Linked DNA regions of Homo sapiens: region 1 is linked to region 2. Evidence: read pairs that join two places in POLR2A ChIA-PET (ENCODE). Cell type or tissue: PC-9. All regions are shown on one strand. Links, peaks and the distances in the headings refer to the core of each region. The heading gives the core; the rest is flanking DNA. Region 1 overlaps ARHGAP32 (Rho GTPase activating protein 32). Region 2 overlaps LOC124902792 (a long non-coding RNA gene).

Evidence for each region. ChIA-PET counts read pairs that join two places held together with the same protein. Peaks named below come from ENCODE experiments on the same cell type or tissue, not always from the same donor. Only the 100,000 strongest peaks of a DNase experiment are listed, where the experiment ranks them.
Region 1: POLR2A ChIA-PET joins it to region 2 with 6 read pairs; 1 of 35 experiments calls an interaction of 5 or more read pairs at or near these places.

The regions. Positions count from the first base shown.
Region 1 is chr11:129,014,637-129,019,031 of GRCh38, reverse strand. All of the region lies in intron 11 of ARHGAP32 (Rho GTPase activating protein 32), which reads left to right. Among named protein-coding and RNA genes, the nearest start is that of TP53AIP1, 74 kb to the right of the region's middle. In PC-9, for the core only: no CTCF peak of the experiment used is centred there; no DNase peak of the experiment used is centred there; H3K27ac peaks cover 152 bases.
Region 2 is chr11:129,731,087-129,735,481 of GRCh38, reverse strand. LOC124902792 (a long non-coding RNA gene) reads left to right here. Exons shown (of 2, transcript XR_007062951.1): 1 at 1-2,464; 2 at 2,557-4,395. Among named protein-coding and RNA genes, the nearest start is that of TMEM45B, 83 kb to the left of the region's middle. In PC-9, for the core only: no CTCF peak of the experiment used is centred there; DNase peaks (open chromatin) are centred at 2,371 and 3,881; H3K4me3 peaks cover 348 bases; H3K27ac peaks cover 2,942 bases.

The sequences.
Region 1 (4,395 bases), core at 317-4,316, 720 kb after region 2:
ATTTTTTGTAAAACTGGAAAAACACATCGCCAGAGTTATTCATGTGTATTTTTAGTCATTGGCTTAAAGAACTTTTATATCATTAGTCATAATGATATGAAAGCCTTATTTATGTTAAAGTCTTTTTGTGTTATAAAAAGGAAAAGTTTCAAAAGGGTATATTTTTCTATAGAATACTTGTAATATTTCTGTATTATTGGAAAAAGTATTTGTTCAGTTCCTTTAATATTTACATTGCATATTGAAATCTTGCCCAACTACCTACAAATTTTTATTTAAAAGATTTGTAGAGTTATTACTCTAGTGAATCACAGATTAATTTGAGTCCAGTTATTTGTAAATAAAAGCTTTGTTGGTTAAGCTTACACTAATTTAACTGATATAATCAAGGCTATAGACTGAGTAAGATTCATATCACATATTTCCCAAGATGAATGCGAACTAAAGTTTTTCAGAAACTTTCTCAGTTGCCTAAAGATCCTTTTGGGTCATATAACAATGCTTGCTAAAGATAAGTTTAGTTTTACAACTCTTGGCAATATTCCTTTTAATAAATTTGAAAATACTAAGTACACAGTTCACTTCAACTACTTACTTAAGACTCTAACTGTAAATCGATGTCATTTTTCTTTGCTGCTATTTAAGGTATTTGCTGATGCCTATTGTTGTTTTTCCATTCTTTCTTGGTGCTTTCACCCAATACAGTTCTTCTGTGTTTGTCTTCCTTTACTAGAAGTTCACATCTAATATGTTTACAGTATTCTTACATTTATTACAGTTGCTAAGACGGAACTTTGCCCTGGCTTAAGGCTGTTATTTTTTTAAATTGCCACTTGCCTTTTCAAGTCTATTGCACTCATTTATGTCACTGCAAAGGATACAAGGAAAGTAGGAGTATAAAAGTATTTAAAAATATAAAAGCATAAAAGCAAGCCTTCTGCACGTTCTGCACTTGTATCCCAGAACTTCAAGTATAGTAATAAATAAATAAATAAAAATAATAATAAAAAACAAAGTCAGAAGCAAGAAAAGAAAGTAGTTACAAATTTAGTGTACCTCATTCAAAACTTAAACAAGACAAACTAAAATATCAGCTTAATAGATGGAGAGAAATCATTTGATAAAGGTCAACACTTGTTCCTTTTATATATCTTAGCAATTGGGGATAGGTAATTTCTGTATATTTAAGGTTTCTACCCAACAAACCCAAGTGAATTTTATTCTTAATGGTGAAACATAAGAAATAATCTATTTAAAGTCAGGAACAAGAGAGGCATTTATTGGAGGTCCAGTGAAGTTAGACAAAAAGAATTAAAAGGATTGGAAGGGAAGAATCAAATGTGTATTATTTGCAGATTTATAAATCCAGATGATTCTACAGTCAAATTTTAAGAAATAATAACAGAGTTCAGCAAGGTTGCTGAATAAAAGATAAATAATACAAAAATAACAATAGCACATTTATTAAGTTTTTCTGTCTAGCACTAAGTGCTTTATAATTTTAACTCATTTAATTCTCACAATAATGCTGTTCAGTAGTTATTATTTTAAACTTTTTTTTTCTTTTTCTTTTTTTTTTTTTTTGAGACCGGGTCTTGCTCTTGTCACCTAGGCTGGAATGCAATGGCACGATCTCAGCTCACTGCAGCCTCCGCCTCCAGGTTCAAATGATTCTCCTGCCTGCTGAGTAGCTGCGATTACAGGTGCCCGCCACCACACCCGGCTAATTTTTGTATTTTTAGTAGAGACAGGTTTTCGCCATGTTGGCCAGGCTGGTCTCGAACTCCTGACCTTGTGATCTGCCCGCCTTGGCCTCCCAAAGTGCTGGGATTACAGGCATGAGCCACCATGCCTGGCCTAAACTTTTTCATAGATGAGGAAAATGAAATACTGAGAATTTAAATATTTCTCCATAATCATACCGTTAGGAGCTGCAGAGGCAAGATTGGAACCCCAGAGGTCTGACTCCTGAGTCTACCCTTTGCAACCATGCTAATTGCATTTCTGTACACCAATAATAAATGATTAGAAAATGTAATTTAGAAAACACCATTTTATAACATCAAGAAAGTCATAAAGTTCCTAAGACTATCTACAACAAAAGTTCGTAAGACTTTTATGAAAGGAAATTTGAACAATTTATTGAAGGACATAAGCAAATTGTAAATAAGTGGAGAGATCTATTATGTTCATGGAAAAGAAAGCTCAGTATCATAAAGAAGTCTGTCCTCCAAAATAATCTATAATTCAGTGCAGCTTCAATGAGATTCCAAAAAGTTTTTTTTCTCCTTCTAATTTGACAAGCTGATTCTAAAATTTATGTGAAATGGGAAATGGCTAAAAATAAGGCAGTTTTAGAAAATAATAGTGAATGAAGGGACTCATCTTTCCAGTTAAGACTTACAAATTAAGAAAGTGAGGTATTGATAGAGAGAAATGAGACAACTCAGAAACAGACGTCTTACATGCTATATGCATTTTTCACGTAAGATAGAATCAGTCTTACAATTCAGTGATAAAAAGGTTATTCGATTAAAGATGGCAGAATAGTTGATTATACATATGGAAAAAAGTATATATCTCTCCCTAAAAAACATGAAAAAGCAAAAGTTTTTAGAAGAAATAGGGCAATATGTTTATGACTTATAAGGAAAATCTCTTGAAGTACAGAATGATTTCTGTACCTAAAGACATTTAAAAATTTGTGCAATAAAAGATAAACCATAGACTTGGAGTCAGTCTTTATAATACGTAAAGGATTCATTTCTGTATTATGTGAAGAATTCTTATTCATCAGTAAGAAAAAGACAACAAAATAGAAAAATGGGCAAGGATATGATCAGTTATTTCACTGAAGAAGAAAACTGAATGGCCATATGAAACATATGAAAACAATGCCTATTCTGATTAGCAGTCACAGAAATGCGTATTAAAGTGAAATATAATTTCAGAAATTTGACAGAGCTAAGTAGAACAAAGATTTGAAGAATGAGGACTGAAAAATACATCTAATTAGAGTGTATATTGATAAATCATTTTAGATAATATTTTAGCAAAGTTGAAATATGGTTGAAAAGTAGCATATTCTATAACCCAACAATTTTCCTCCTAAACGTGAGTGCCAGAGAAGTCCTGTCACTTGTGCCCAGGGAGACACTTACCAGATTATACAGTGTAGTCAGGATTGTAAGAACAAACACTTGTAAACTCTGACAGCAGGAGAATGGAAATATAAGTTGTGGTATATACTTAAAAGAGAATATTGTAATGTAGTTTAAGTGATATACTGAACCACAAGTGCCGTGGATAAATCTCAGAATACACAGTTTTGCAGAAAGTTTGATATCAGATGATTCCATTTCTGAATTTGAAAAACATGCAAAATGTTAGTATTGTTTATGGCTACATACACATGTCGTTACAGTATGTCGTTACATGGATGGAAATGATAAATGCTAAATTCAGGATACAGGTTCTCTCTGTAGGAGAATAGGATTGCGGAAACAGTGGCTTCAGCTCTATCTTTTATACTTAAGGGAAAATAATCTGAGGAAATAATGTGGCACAATGTTAAGATTTGAAAAACCTGCATGATGAGGACATGGATATTTATCATATTATTCTCTTAAATATTTCTGTATAATCAAAGTATTGAGCAATTTTTAAAAATAAGTACATTGACATTGGGCTCTAATACTTTCTATCAGTACGTTAGCTCCTGATTTTCCAGGGCAGTCATACCCCAGGCCTGTGTCTTCTGGTCGTGTTTTCCAGTTAGTGTATCCTAAAACTGGTCTCTAGAGACTTATGTGAATACAAAGCTGATTAAGCATTAAGCCAGTAGGCTTTTAAATAGTAGTCAGGTTAAAACTAGGTATAATACAATAGGAGTTTTGTTTCAGCACTTTTTTCCAATTCTTAACATTTGTTATATTTTCTTTTGAAGAGCAGAATTTTCAGAACATTTTTAGTTCATTAAATGGATTTGATAGTTGTCTAGAGAAAAATTCTTTCTTCATATTCATTAGCGTGAATAGATATATTGTCGTGCTTTAAATAAAAGCAATTTATGGAATTTTAAATTAAAATTCAAATCTTTTAATATCTGTTTAACATAAAGTACTTTAAGGTATGCAACAGAGACTGAGAATGATAGAATTTGTGAGATTATAAGAGAACCTTAAACATTATGTAATCCAGTTGCCTGTATTTGTATTCTCCTCACTTAAATTTCTACCCAGTGGTTATCTAATCTGTTTGGGAACTTTGAATAAAAGACAGGATATTATATACAATCTGTAAAAATCCACTGGACATGTTAAACATTACAGTCATACCTTATTATACCTTTGGTTTAATCAGAACAATCTGCACAGGTATTAATATATTCCCACT
Region 2 (4,395 bases), core at 188-4,187:
AACTACTTTTCATTTCATATGATTACTAAATGTAAGCAGAATGTACTGGGTGTTTTATTATATAGGTGGTTAAGGCCTGGTAAAAACAACGTTTTGCAACACTACCTCACCTTGCACAATTGTGCGAAAGAGATTCAGGAATAGAGTTCCTGAGTGTTGCCATGAAACAGAGATCACCTTAGGCCTCTGTTTCCTTGGCTGTAAAACAAACTCATTGATGACAATCAGAATTCTTCACCTCTGTTAGAGAAGAAAGACAGCAGATCTGGGTCCATGCCCCAGAGGTGTGACCTGGCCAACCCACTTTGAATTTATGGTGGAGTGGATTTAGAACACCAGGGGTGGCTGGGAAGGACAGGGCACAACAGACTAGTATTCCCACCACCTCTTCTCTTCAGGATCTTACGGACATTGGAGGGCCCTAGACCTGTTCTGACTATGGGTCCCCCGTCAGAAAGCATGAGAGAGATGTTGGTATTTTATGGAAAGCCCATGGGATTTTGAAAGGCCATTCATGTTTCCCAGCAGAACTAGGGCGTCCAATTGAGTTCAGACTTGCTCCATGCAACCATTGTCAGGTCACATGACATCTTTAGGTCTCAGCTTTTCATCTGTAAATGCAGGCCGCTGGGCTAGGGGATGCCTAACACTTCTTCCAGATGCACTGGCACTGAATGCCAGGAAGTCTGGCGATTGAGGGCTGGCACCAGGAAGAGGCCCAGATGATTTTATGAAGGTATTAAATGCCACCTTTAGGGGGTGTGCGAGGCCTCCCCGCAGTCCTGAAAAGTTACGTAGCCAATTCTTCAGCATTTCCAATGTTTCTGGGAATCTGAGTTCTTAGGTGGAATGGAATTTTCTGTCTAGGGAACCAATCTGTGGTGGAGCTAATACAGAGATCAGGAAAAGTGGCCACAGCAGACATTCCACAGGGGAAAGAGCAGAATAGCTAAACTAGTCTAGTGAGATTGAACAAAAGGAGGGTGCCAGGTACGACCCTTAGTTCTAGGCTCACGTAGTCTTTAGTTCTAAGGCTAATCTTAGGGAAGAGTTTTGGGGAGATGGTGGAATGGTGGAGATTCATAGCTGTCTCAAAAATAAGTTTATGTTTTCATTCAGCAAACATTTATTGATCTGGGAATGTGTTGGGTGTTGGTGAAACAAAGAAGACAGACCGGGGTGGGTTCTCAGCCACACGCAAAGCCAGTCATGGCCAAGGACGTTGCCATAGGGTGGGATGAGGGGCATGGCCAGCTACTTTCAGACAGATGAGTATATGTAGTCTAGGGGCCGGAGATGCCCTCTGAAGGCAGCCGCCTAGAAGGGTATGTAGAGGTTAGTGAAGAGAGTTGAAGGCAGCGGGGGGGGAAAGAGGAGGAGGCATGAGTGGGGTGTCGCTGTGCTGGGAGACCTGGAGGGGATGGAGGTGTGGCATCTTGGGAGTTGGGGAGAAGTTGAGTCTGGCTCTTTTGTTGAGTGAGAGATGGAGGATTGGGTAAGAAACAAGGCTAAAGTGGTTGGGAGGGGTTGGATCGTCTTAAGGAGATGGAACTCCTCATGGAAGTTCAGTCTCCATAGAAACCCCTGAAAGGCTTTAAGGGAGGGACCTGGAGGAGCTCTTTCAGCTGAAGTGGTGAATGGATTGCGAGGGAACGTGACTGTAGGCTGGGACAGCTGTTAGAGGTGGTCGTAATCTTCCAGGCGCGAGATGATGTGGACTGAAATGGTGTGGAGACAGTCGGAGGGAACTGCGAGATCATTGGGTGTCAGACTGGGTTTGCAAACCTACGACTTCACTGAGAAGTGAGCAAAATGAGTAACCTGTTCCCCTCAAGCAATACAGATAATGTGGAGAGATACTTGTTTCCACTGGAACTTCCTCCTCCACCGAATCCGACTGCTGTACCTGTGTGGATAGGTAACCTACAGACCGACTGCCCCACCTCAGGAGTCCTGTGTGCTTCACGACTAAAATCCTCTGGCACTTTCAGCCTCATTGAAGAGAGATGAAATCCAGTTGGCTGTAACCAGGGACCTGGAGTAATGTGATGGTGTCTATTACCAGGGAATGGTGGTGAAAGTCTCTGACTCCATTTAAGATGCACTTTCATCTGTGATCTGTTGATTTCTTTTGCAGCCCAGCTGTTTCCACTCAAAATAGTGGCAGAGCAAGTTTGCCACTCAGATTCTTGAATTGGGAGGAGGTGAGTGTTCTTCTCCCAGCAGGAGAACTGGTTTTGTTGCTTCTGGCCTCAGGGGTGGCCCAGAGGCACTCAGAGAACTGGAGACCAGGAGGGGTGTTGTGTCAGAGGGCCAGTGACCAGGATTCTAACAAAGCGTTTTCCACCAGGTGCTGGACATGCTGCTTACCGCATTGCTGGAGTGCAAGATTAGCTGGTCTATGCTCAGAGTGCCTGGGGCCTGAGTTTGCTGGAGATGTGGTCTTAGGATTCTCCGGGGAGGTGTGAGTTCATGTCCTGTAACTCTAGAACTGCCCAGAGCTTGGTGCAGTCACACACTCAGATCTGACCGACTGTCTGTTCTTACCTTTCCCAGGCTCTAGCAAGTTCACAAGGACACCAAGCAATCTCCCAGACTTAGACTGTACACTGGCTGCTCTGGTACTGTTGCTGGAGCCTTCTCCTCTCTCCTCCCCTTCCCAATAGTTCCCACTGCAATAGGTGTAGCAGTGATACAGACAGGAAATGGAGGTGCTGTTGATGCTGCTGCTGCACCCTTAAAATTCTATAGAACTTACAGGGTGTACTCTGGAAAAATGATTGCCATAACCTTATTCATTGACTTATTGGATGAAATATGTACTGAGTGTCTACTAGGTGCCAGGCACTGTAATAGGTTCACGGAATAAATCTGTTAATAAAATAAAGAGCCCTTCTCTTGCGGAGGTTTCATTATAGTGAGAGCTGACAAACAATAAATGTAATATTTTGACTCTTTTGAAGGACTTCACCCCCAAATTTAGCCCAATCCATTCGGGAGGACGCATCCCTCTCTCTTGATGCCAGGTGTGGCCAGGGAGCCAGTGCTTGTCAAGAAATCTAACCTCCTGCTGTTGCAGGGGCGTCTGTTCTTATGACCTGGGTAGAGAGAGAGCAGAGCCAATGAATACGTACAGTGATGTATGTAATATGTGAGAAGGTGAAGGATATGGTAAAAGGGGAAAAACAGAGCAGATTAAGTACACGTTAGACATAGTTCCCGTTTCCAATCATCTGTAAACAGGGCATTTCATTCAAGGCCGTTCGGATCTGGTCCAGACACTGGTGGATCTACGTCTGAGAACGAGGGTAGTCGCCCAGGGCTAGGACACTGCTTGGAAAGGTGGGGAGGCCTCAGCTGAAGTGACGCGTGGCTTCTGTAAGATTAGTGTCCCTTTACGTTCACTTCTCCTGTTAAAAATGTAGGGAGAAGCTTGTGGTTATTCCTCTGAGGGATTGGAATTGTAAATGACTGAGGGACAGAGGTGCTGGAAATTTTTATGCAGGTGAAATGATCAGGCAAAGGGCTAAGCCTGGGCTGTGGCCTCACCTGCTTCAGTCTCGCAGTTGGCTGGGTGGGTTCTGCTCTGCGTTTCCTCCTGACCTTTAGATGCGTGGGATTTCAGGGCTTAGTTCGTTGCCAGTGAAGCAGGAGTCTGGATGCTTACTGAGCCTCTCCCTGTGTTTGCAAATAATTATCATCCGTTCACAGTGGGTGCTGCAATGGTCTCACTTCCTTTAATTAATTTGTTCTGTATTAATTATTGGGGTATTTTGTTTTATGAAGGTGATGACTCACCCAGCCCGGCAGGTTCAGAACTGCCCTGTTGGCATTTGACTGACAAGGGCTTGGTCTCCCAATTCAGCCCAAACCATTCAGGAGGATGCATCATTCTCTCTTGACATCAGGCGTGGCCAGGGTGCTGGTGCTTGCCAGGGAACCTGACCTTCTGGAGCAGAGATGTTGTCAGAGCTGCTGAGTCAGGGAGGTCAGTTCTGTTCATGACCTGTGTGGAGAGCGAACGGAGCCAGCCAATAGAGAAAACCCTGGCGGGCTAGGGGTCGCACAGGAGAGTGGCTTCTGAGGCAACGTGTTAAGTGACCTTGAGACTGGAGGTCCTTCTGCCAGAAGTCTCTGGAACTCAGGTACCCGGAGGGTCCTGAAGTGTCCTTGGGGAATACAGCACAGAGTTCTTTGTGGGACGCGAGGGATATTTCTGCTCGGCTTTTTCTTGGCGTTTTTTCCTTGAGTGCTTTCCTAAAGCTGCTTTTTATCCTTCCAAGTCATTCTCTCTGGTTGTCAGTGCATATTTCTTTCCGGGAGCTTCTGCATTCTTGTTGCAAGTTTATTCTCACTTTCTACTGGAAATCCTCTGAAGCTGAAGGCTGCTGACCC